Linked DNA regions of Homo sapiens: region 1 is linked to region 2. Evidence: read pairs that join two places in POLR2A ChIA-PET (ENCODE). Cell type or tissue: GM12878. All regions are shown on one strand. Each heading gives the region's core, and the rest is flanking DNA. Links, peaks and the distances in the headings are about the cores only. Region 1 overlaps LOC105369677 (a long non-coding RNA gene). Region 2 has its middle 30 kb from the start of LMO3.

Evidence for each region. ChIA-PET counts read pairs that join two places held together with the same protein. Peaks named below come from ENCODE experiments on the same cell type or tissue, not always from the same donor. Only the 100,000 strongest peaks of a DNase experiment are listed, where the experiment ranks them.
Region 1: POLR2A ChIA-PET joins it to region 2 with 6 read pairs; 2 of 35 experiments call an interaction of 5 or more read pairs at or near these places.

Annotation. Positions count from the first base shown.
Region 1 is chr12:16,876,539-16,881,931 of GRCh38, reverse strand. The region is part of intron 3 of LOC105369677 (a long non-coding RNA gene); the gene reads left to right. Among named protein-coding and RNA genes, the nearest start is that of LMO3, 270 kb to the right of the region's middle. In GM12878, for the core only: no CTCF peak of the experiment used is centred there; no DNase peak of the experiment used is centred there.
Region 2 is chr12:16,633,587-16,638,979 of GRCh38, reverse strand. No RefSeq gene overlaps it. Among named protein-coding and RNA genes, the nearest start is that of LMO3, 30 kb to the right of the region's middle. In GM12878, for the core only: no CTCF peak of the experiment used is centred there; a DNase peak (open chromatin) is centred at 2,139; H3K4me3 peaks cover 385 bases; H3K27ac peaks cover 1,328 bases.

The DNA.
Region 1 (5,393 bases), core at 340-5,339, 240 kb before region 2:
AGCTAAATCATAAATCAGTCTTTGATTAAATAATTAAAAAAAGAAACCCTTACCACACTGAACACAGAGAAGGCACAGATCATTTAAATACCAATATAAAGAAATAACTAAATGGAGGAAACAGCAGCAGTCCCCTTACAGATAATGATTTATTTTTATTTTAAATTAGCATTGTGCTTCTTTGGACAAACTGGCTAAAACTCAAAATTTACATTCAAATAATGATAATTAAGGAAATTCAGAGCAGGCTCAACAGATGGAACATGTTACTTAATTTGAGGTTGCTACAAAATAGAATTTAGTGGTGTCATTTCAAAGTTGCAGCTTAATTTTAATTTTTAAATAAATAATCTGATTTAGTTGTTTTTTCTTTTTCCATTTTGTTTGCAGGAAAATGTTGAAAAATTGCTGTCAGATTCAATCGCTATCTCCCTCTTTCTTTCTAACCCATCAGCAAGAATAGGGCATTTGAATCACAGCTGCTCAGGGCTTTTTGTTTTTGTTTCTCTTCAAAAAAATTTTTTTCAAGCCCGTTTTTCTTCTTCTTGTATGGATTTTAGAAAGAGTTTTGATAAAGACAGTCCTGGCAGCTGGATGATAAATATTATTTTCTTAACCTGCCTAGCTTTGTCAGCCACCTGCGACTGCAGCCTGCCACACGTTGGAAGCAGCTCATTAACTTTCCCACAGCTTCCCAGGAGTTTTCCTTGTTTGCTTTCACCTTGGGTGTGTGCTGCCTTCTCACTGAACGGTTAACTATCCGAGTAGGCCGAGTGGGCTTTGGCACCGCGAGCAGAGCACGCTTCAGGCAGCCTCCCTGCTAAGGCTCAAAATCTCTCTTAAACACATTAAGCAGCCCATTTTGGATTGATAGTGCAGTAATTATTCTGCTTCACCCTAAAAACCATCCTGGGGTAATTGGCGCAGAGGAAAATTACCCAGAGTCCTCCACCACCTGGTAGTTAAGGAACGAATCCAGGGAAAGATAAGTGAAGCAGGAAAAAAAATCGGCACTTATTTGATTTTAATCTCACCACTTTGCAAGCATTTAAATTGCCTTAATCAGGTGGTTGGCTTCCAGCCTAGCTGGTAATCTGTTATCAAATTTGAAACTAGATTTTTTAAAATGTCAGTGTAGGCTGAGAATTGAAGTCTATTAACAGTTATGAGCCTCCCTCCTAAACTTCCATAATCTATGTATTAATAATACTTTTTACAAAGCTGTCAAATATTACTTTATTACAACTCTACATTAATAATATAGATGTAAAGGCAAGATTTAATTATTTATTTTTTATTTTTATTTTAAAATTGAGGGAACACACAATGCTAACATTCCTAGCACTAAAATCCATTTTCTTAAAGCAATAGCTTGAATCTATGGAATAACCTTGATAAATGTAATTGAATTTTTCTATGATAAGATTAACTAGTTGTAATTGTGAATGGGGAGGTCTGACCCACTCCAAATGAGATGTATGACAAGCTGAAAATAATCAATTTTTTTCTTTATTTGAGCCCAGATTTTTTAAAATGGAAAGAGAAAATCGGGGCCTTGTAGGATGAAATATTTGTGTCTGAAATGTTTTTATATACACCACTTATCTCCCATCTCCTCAGTGTGTCTAATTGTGCTGAGCTTGGTTTAAAATGAGATCAACACATTGAAACCCCAGAAGGCTTAATTAAGGGAGGGACTTAATATGTACCAAAAAGGGTTTTTTTTTTTTGACAAATGTGGCATAAATTTTACCTGTAACATCCTTATCTAAAAGCATCCCAAAATTGTTAAGCCCATTAAATTGCCTCTTTTTAAAAAAAAAAAAAAAAAAAAAAAAAAGGAGAGACAGAGAAGAGAAAAAGGAAGAAAATAATTTTACTTTGAAAATCTTAATTACTGTGATAGCAGGGTTGGGTTGTGCCTTTTTACGATTCCTGTATGATTTGCATTTTGAGTTGAAGTTTTGTTCTTCACAGCACACAAGCCAGCAATCAGGAGCATATAGAAATGGCTTGATAGATTCCCCTTTTAAACATGCTTATAAAACATTTTGCCTATGTAGCTTTTTGTATTACACATTCCATGGGGTTTCTCACATACCAATCAAGAAAGCATATCCCTTTTAATTCATTTTCTCAGAAGTTTAAAAGCTTAGAAATATATATTAATGCAGAACAAATAAAATATTTCAAAAAACTACAGCAGTATTGTAAGGAGTTTCATTTGAAAAGCAAAAAATGCTGTCATTATTTTTATTCTTCTTTCGTGGTCTTTATCTGACCATAGAATTTGAGTGAGTAGATCAGACTACAATAGAGACTGCTCCAACAACTTGGATTCCTAATTCCCTTCCTGGTTCCTGACTAGGTTCAGAAAAAGACTCTTTCAGAAACATCAAATCTAGTGACAATGAAATTAATCACAATGTACAAAAGAAAAGCAGCTGGCAACCAAACACTGAATAAAGCCAAGCGTGAATTTAACTAGCTGTCAACCTCAATGTATATAATATGTACACATTATGTACTTCTTTATATTCTTTAGCTAGGCACAATCAGTATTGATGTATTTTTATTGTGTGTGTGTGTGTGTGTATATATATATATGGATTTCCTATATTACCTCTGAAAGTTTTAAAATTACTATTAGTTATTACTACTTTAGGGCTTAGTAACTGCTACTAAACACAAGTAGAATATCTTGCCTCTAGTTGAAGACGAGTCTCTTTAAAACTGGTCATCACAGATATGCAGATAAATTCTATATCTGCTGGTTGGAACATTTCACTTTTGAAGTAAGATAAGTTTTAACATATGCCTTTGCCAAAAACTAACTCCAAGAAATAATTTAGGAAGAGCTATAACGGATGTTTTCTTCCTTCCACATAGGAGCATGCTCGGCACCAAAAATAGAAAGAGAATATTTGAGCTTTAAGCTAATGTCATAGGAACTAATGTACATTGTATATGAGTAATAATTTCTTAAGGTCAACATCAGTCAATTCTTGTATGAAATTATGTTCAAATTCATAGTTCTTCTGGTTCGTTGTGGCATAGGGTGGTCTCTAGCTGAAACCGTTCATTACTATCTGCATTAGTAAGGTCACTTGCTTGATCTGGTTCTCTCACTTACCAACTTTGATGCCTTGGGAATGACTTGCAATCCAAGCAGATTTCTCACTGACCACTATCTAAGTCAGTGTGTATCATATGATATTTAAATTAGTAGAATACTTAGGACCAAAAGTATTTCTTGGCATACAGATTTAGAGAAGTAAAAGCCACAGTCAATTATTTGTTCTTTTTTTTAAACCTGAATTTCAGAACTATTTTGAAAGGCATAAAAATAGATTCTCTGTGAAATTAGAATACAAAATGTTTGTTAAAAGTTTACACAGTCCAGGCCGGGATTGGAATTGCACTCAGTGTGTACTTTAAGGGAGTTACAGAACGCACCTATGCAAACCATTTTTTAATTTCCAACCTTGTTATCCTATTAAATCAAATTTTAAAAACTTGACTTCTGTGAGCATAGAGAACTTGAAAATGATACTTCGTTATACATACAGAGGTCAGGAAAAATGGAAGTCCAAGTAGGAAAAACACTAGATTCCATTTCATTTCAAGCACTCTTTGCTAAGCCCTCTCCTCAGTCCTGGAGGTGAAAATAATAATAAAATATTGCCCTTGCATTTAAAAGATCAACATTCTACTTGGGGGAATAGATATGAGGACAGACAAGTTGGGATATAATGCAGTAAGTGCCATGAAATAGTATGAGCTCAGTCCTTTGAGACAACAAATGAGGGAACTCTACTTTGCCTGGAAAAATTGAGGCTAGTTTGATGAAATAGATAAGTTATTTCTCGAATCAGAGAAAGTAGACAATTAATGATATTCTATGAGTTAAATGTGTTGCTTATTTCAAAAGAAAAATACAGAAATAAGGCTAAATGTATATGCCTCTACTTACAGAATTGTGTATAGGCAATTCCTTTGTAACTAATTATAATAGCAGAAACAATAGCTAGCATTTATTACACACTTATTATGCACCAGGCAATGTTCTAAATGCTTGCATGCATTATCTCTATTGCTCCCCATAACAATCATAGATGCATTATTATTATTTGCATTTTATAGCTGAGGAACCCAAGGCACTGGCAGGGTAAATGACTTGTTCAAGATCAGGCCACAGAACTAGGAAGGAGCAGAGAGAAGATATGAACTGAAACAGTCTGTCTCTAGAGCCTGATATCATAAGGTTTTTATTTTCAATAAAGTACTTCATGATGGACAAATATAAAACATTCTATTTTGAATAATATTTTTTGTAAAATTTTTCTTTGATATTTCAAATGTTTAAAAGAGTGGCTTTCTGCCCAGAACCACTTCACTGTGTCCATTACGAAGTTAGCTGGTTCTAAGCTCCATAGCAATATATTCTTGACAGCAAACAAGAACCTGGCTTACTTTATTCCTCAGCTTTTGACAACCTTTATTATTTCATTTATCTGCTATTCATAGCGAGATGTAAACATCTTACTTCCCAGTGTGATCCTCATATCAACAGTGGGTGAGTTTAAAATATTGGGAATCAATATGTTATAAAACATCAGCCAGTACTAAAAAGGCAGACCCAGAGAAAATTCATTGAATGTCAAATAAAAAATAAACATCAACAGTTAAAAATGTAATAAGATAATAAATAAAGGCAGGGAATTAAAAAAATTTCTTAACCCCAAAAGCAATTTGACAAGTAAGATATACCTGTGTTAAACACAAAGCCACTTACAGTACAGGGAGCAATGAATTTTTCATGCAGGTAAACAGAACAATTCTTTTCTAAATTTAATAGACAGAATACATGACATTAGTGCCATTGATAGTAGGGTTGGGGACTCAGAAAGAGAGAGAACACTACAGTCTCTGTGAAAACATTAGTTAGCACAGGCTCTACATATTTTATTGATTTATGTAGACACTTAAGACTAAACGTTTTTAGACTGAGGATCTCCTTTTCATCCCAGATACGTATGCATATATTTCTCATGTGCAGGTACTCAGCTCTGCTATATACTTCTAACTCTCAGGCCCTCTTATCCCTCTCCTCCAAACTTGCACAATCTGATCCTACGGTCAGTCAGTCAGTCTGCATTTGCCTGTGAGACATCTTTTTATTGACCTGTCATTGAATCCACACTTCTATAGAAAGCCCTATAAGAACTGAGAGAGAAGTAGGGCATTGCATTCCTTTTGGGATGTTTAAAATTTAATGTGCAACAGCTAACAATCAAAAAGAAACAAATAATAGTCTTGAAACTTGTTGCCTAGATAAAATAGATAGGAAGACAATCGTCTAGGAGGAGATGTGATTGGGGTCTTGCAGTCCT
Region 2 (5,393 bases), core at 256-5,255:
ATCCCAAATACAGTCATGGTCGTGAGTAATTCCAAAGTTCATATGAATAATTTACCCAAAACCCTAGTCCCACAGACCTCCTCAATCCCAGTGTCTCTACTAAACTCTCTTTTAGTGCAGTACACAAAAGCACATCACTCTGAACTGTTCCACCTCTGCAAAAAATGACCACAAAATTCAAGACTCCTGTTCTTTACTGCTGCAAGAGCCAGGGTATCTAGGTACATCAGAAACTAACAGTTGCTATGTTAAGAAAAATGAAACACACTATTGAAAGGAAATTGGATAACTAGGGGAATAATCTGGAAGGTTGGAGTGAGGCTCTATAAATGTTAGGACAAAATGAAACTATAGACAGAACAGTAACTGTGATTATACAATTTAATTGATCCAATAAGTATATCACTGCACATTATCAATGCCACTGACGGCTGTGTATTGAAGCTTGATTCAGTGCCACTATCCCCTGAATATTGGAGGTAGCTACTACCTTCGTGAAAATGGATTTTCTATTGACTTCAAGTCTTCGCAAGACTAGTTCTTTATTCAAAATAGAAGGCAAATGTGTTTCATGCCACCACGTCTTGGCACAAAACTCCTCATTACTTTCTTCATCTGTAAAGTTAATTTTTCAAAATCTAACTCAGTGGTCTCCTATGAAGTCTTGTCTGCCCCAACCAACAGAGTTAACCACTTCTGTCTTTGTGTCATCTGTGTATCTAGTACCTCGAATTACAGCATTTTAAATATCTTATTGCAATTATTTACTTGTATCTGCATTTCCTATCAAACAGCCGGTGACTGGAAAGCACAGACCATAATTTACTTTTTAGTGAATTCTCTAATATAGTGCTCAGCACATCATGGGGGCAAGAAAGATTTTAATACTGAGAATATCCTGTCTTTTTCATTTTCACACTAATATTGAGGACTCCCTAGTTTGTTTTATAAAAGATCTTCATATAATTCTTTTTTATGAATGAATGAAGTTGATTTTTGGATAAAGTAAAAATAAAATATTGTAATGTGGACCCAACAGAGCTACTCCTAGGTATAGGCAGAGTAGGTTTGGGCTTAAGGCCACCTACCTTGGATATCACCTCTACTCACTTTGGAGATAGCCACTGGATTCTGAAAAAGTTCCTATTCTAATACAAATGTTGACACATATAGTCCTTAGGTTATTAGATTAATGTAGAGCAGAACAGGGTGTGAGGAGTGGAATCAGAAAGAGAAAAGGAAGACAGAAAAGCTCTGGGGCTTGAGTCCTGCAAGGAAAAGAGAGGTGAATGTGTACCCAATGCGGAGACCTATGGCTCTAAAAGGTATTGGGTGTTTAACAAAATGCTCAGGTTTAACTTCATCTATGTCACAATGTTCCTTGATCTAGTCAATTCTGACTGAAGGTAAGTGCCTTTCGGAAGCCTACAAAACAAATTCCAACCAGTTTCCTTAATCTCTGAAGTGAGAACACATTTACATTTTGAATGTTAGCATAATAATTTCTGTTTTCCAGGTTGCTTTTTTTTTTTTTGAGACGGAGTTTAGCTCTTGTTGCCCAGGCTGGAGTGCAATGGTCTGCCTCCAGGGTTGAAGCAATTCTCCTGCCTCAGCCTCCCAAGTAGCTGGAATTACAGGTGCATGCCACCACACCCAACTAATATTTGTATTTTTAATAGAGACGGAGTTTCACCGTGTTGGCCAGGCTGGTCTCGAACTCCTGACTGACATCAGGTGATCCGCCGGCTTTGGCCTCCCAAAGTGCTGGAATTACAAGTGTGAGCCACCGTGCCCAGCCCAGGTTGCTTTTTAAATAAAACATAGAATAATACTAAGAAATGTTTATAATTTAGAGTGAAAATAGAGAAGCATAGTATATTTTATAGTTGGGATGAAAATAAAAATACAGAAAGAATATGAAATTGAGATTTCAAACCGTGGCATAAGTTGGACTTGTGACTGTAACGGTCTAGTTTTGAAAAGAAATCATGTGTTAAGCACTCCTCAAGGTTAAATTCTCAGTACTCTCAGTCACTCTCAGTTCTCTACATGTTGTAAACTATAATAACAGAAAAACAGAAGTGAAAACTACACAGAAAGCTTTAAAAATATTAACTATCTTTCTATCTTTGGCACTCAACTTGCTCTTACAATAATGAAAAACTTCCCCTCACCACCCCCCAAAAAAACTGATGGAAGTCTTTAAATCCTAATTACTTTCTGGTTTTTGGTATCCACAGTGGGTACCTGAATAAACATAGAAATTATGAAGCTTTGACATCCCTACCCCCTAAAAAATCAGTTGATGAGCACACTTCATGCAGAACTACAAATAATGAACAGAAACTGGAAGACTTACTATCAGAAGATCACTACTTAAACCTAGAGATAATGAAAACAGAGGCCAGGACCTGCTTTGTAAAATAGACATAAATACATTTTATGCTTACAAAATATCTTGGCTGGATAAATTTTTGTTTATGTTTCCATTTATTTCATAATGACAAAAAAGAGTAGATTTTTATAGACATTAACATAGAATATGGGGATATAAGTTTTAAAGCATAAAATAAATAAACTTTTATAATGATTTAACCAAAATATACAGTCAGGTGCAGTGGCTCACTCCTGTAATCCCAGAACTCTGGGAAGCCGAGGCAGGCAGATTGCTTGAACTTGGGGGTTTGAGACCAGCCTGAGCAACAGATCAAAACCCCATCTCTACAAAAAATACAACAACAACAAAAAAATTTAGCCAGATGTGGTGATGTATACCTGATTACACCACTGCCCTCCAGCCCGGGTGACAGAATGAGATCCTGAGATCAGGTCTCAAAAATATATATATATGTAAATAAATATGTATATTTATGTTTCTATAAATATTGATATTTATACATCTATATGTAAATAAATATGTATATTTTATACATATCTATATATAGATAGCTAGATATCTCTATGAGAGAGAAATTTTATATATTTTATATATATTTTATGTATGTCTATATACAGATAGCTAGATATCTATATATAAACATTATATATTATATATAGACATATAGAGAGGAAATATATATTTATATAGAGATAGATAGCTAGATATCTACATATAGATAAATATTATATATTGTATATACATCTGTATATATATAGATAGCTAGATATCTCTCTATATATAGAGAGGGAGAAAGAGAGAGAGAAAATAAGTTTAGCATTTAGAGGGATAGGGGTCTGTAAGCTCATATAATCCAGTTGTCCCACTGTAAAGAAGAAAATCAAGGCCCAGAAGGAATGCCACCTGTGCAGCGTCACCTAGTTGTGAATGAGTGCTGAGTAGAGAAATCTGGAATTCCAGACTCGTGCTTTTAAGTCAGGCAAACTATGATGCGTGGCTTAAATTGAATTTGCTGGTTGATTTTGTTAGGGCTGAATGACTTATATACATTTAGTGGTTAAAAATATTTAAAAAGAATAATTTTCACTACAACAGTAGGGTGGAGTAGCTGTGACAATGATTGCACTACCTACCATGCCAAAAAAATACCATCTGGCCTTTGACAGAAAATGTTTGTTGACCAATGACTTAAGAAACGGGTTTAAAAATTAAATCCTGAAGCCTGCTTTCTACATTCACCAAAAAATAACCTGTACAAAATTTCTCATTTGTCAAACTCAGATTTTTTTTAAAGCGTATTCAGAAAGCCCGTCCCAGAGGCTGGAGCTAAAGGGTGTTTCTGAATTTTAGTTAGCCCTGGCTACTTTAGAAACAAGAATTCAATCACCTTTTTCTTGGTGCTCTATCATACTTAACAGCCATACTCCTCACAAGTGTTTCTTGTTCTCCAGTATCAACCGCCTCTTTTGGTTTATTTTAGCTCTGTGCCACTTCAAAACTTGACTTTTGATGTGGTCCCACACAGGCACCTTAGTCTAAACTCAGCTTTCATGGCCTGTTTGGAGTAGCAAATCTGATTAGCTAAGTTGATTCCTGAGGCATTAACCTGATTACTCAAAAATGTATCTGCTTAGCTTTACTCATCCTTTATTCTAGCTAACTGGCTGCTGGCAAATCTGTGATTTGGCTTCTCTAAGATCAAGAATTCCTTCATTCCAACCATTCCTGATTCAGAAGATGGCAGCCTGGGAAGAAGCAGCCCCCATCAGGGGCTAGCCCAGTGATGTTTCCTTTAGAAGAAGCTGTGTTTGGGGCACCATCGCCCAAAATAGTTCTTCTTGGTTTCCATATGTAATACTTTTCTCTACAGCTAGATTTGAAATCCCTTAAGGGAAAAAAAATACTTCTACTTTTATATCCATGGTTGTTCTTGATAAATCTTATTTAAGGATGCTTAGAATAAGTTGTGGCCTGAATGATCAGTCTACCAACTAGTATAACAAATAAATCAACAGACTTTAAATTGTTCAAGACCAAAATATAAAAAACAAACAACTGCAAAAATGTATTAGGTTTTTTTAAGTAAAATGTGATTTGTGTGTATGTGTGTTTCCTGAATAGCTAGATATTCAAATCAGCTCTCTAGTTCAGTTGAAGAGATTTTGACTTTAATTTTTCATATTAAATGTATTAATATAGTTTCAATAATAAATAGTTTAATAAAGCATAAAAACTTATTAATATAGAGTTTAATCCCAGAGAAAAACAGGGAACCTAGAAATAAGTTAAAAATAAAATAAAGTCAGGGGAATATTTGCATATTAATGACTAAATTTTTTTCCTCAAGGTAAGAATGAGAATAGAAAGAAACTGCCTACCTGGGCTTCTCTCATACAATGTCCCCAAATTTGATAATCCTTAAGTTTGGTGGCCCTGAATCTAAAGCTTTTCTTTAAAATCCCAGCTTTTAATATCAGTGAATGGTTGCAAAATGCAATAATACTTTATAGTGTAACTTGACAAAGAATCATTGGCTAATGCAATGCTCTTTTTTCTTTCACAAAATTGGTGACAACCACAATCCAGAATTTATAACAGATAAGAGTCTCATCTGTTAAAACATTGAGGGAAAAATTTCAGGTACCATTTCCACCATTCAGGATTAAACTTTTATTTCAAGTTAAAAGCAAAATACAATTTTATAATATTGTATATTTATTGTCTCCCCAAAGCCTATTCTTTTAAAAAATCTATTTAATGAAAAACATAGTGTAACTTAATTCAAGCTCATTTAGGACTTCATATTTGTACTCTACAAATAAAATTCAAGACAGTGGTAGCAAAAGCATAATAAAAATCTAAATTCAGCTCTTTCAAAAATATTATATATATATATGCTCAGCAAAGAAACAAAGGCAAATAAGTAACTATATATATGATGATGAATTTTTAAAATTAATTTAGATAACCAGAATAATAGTAAATGGTCACACAC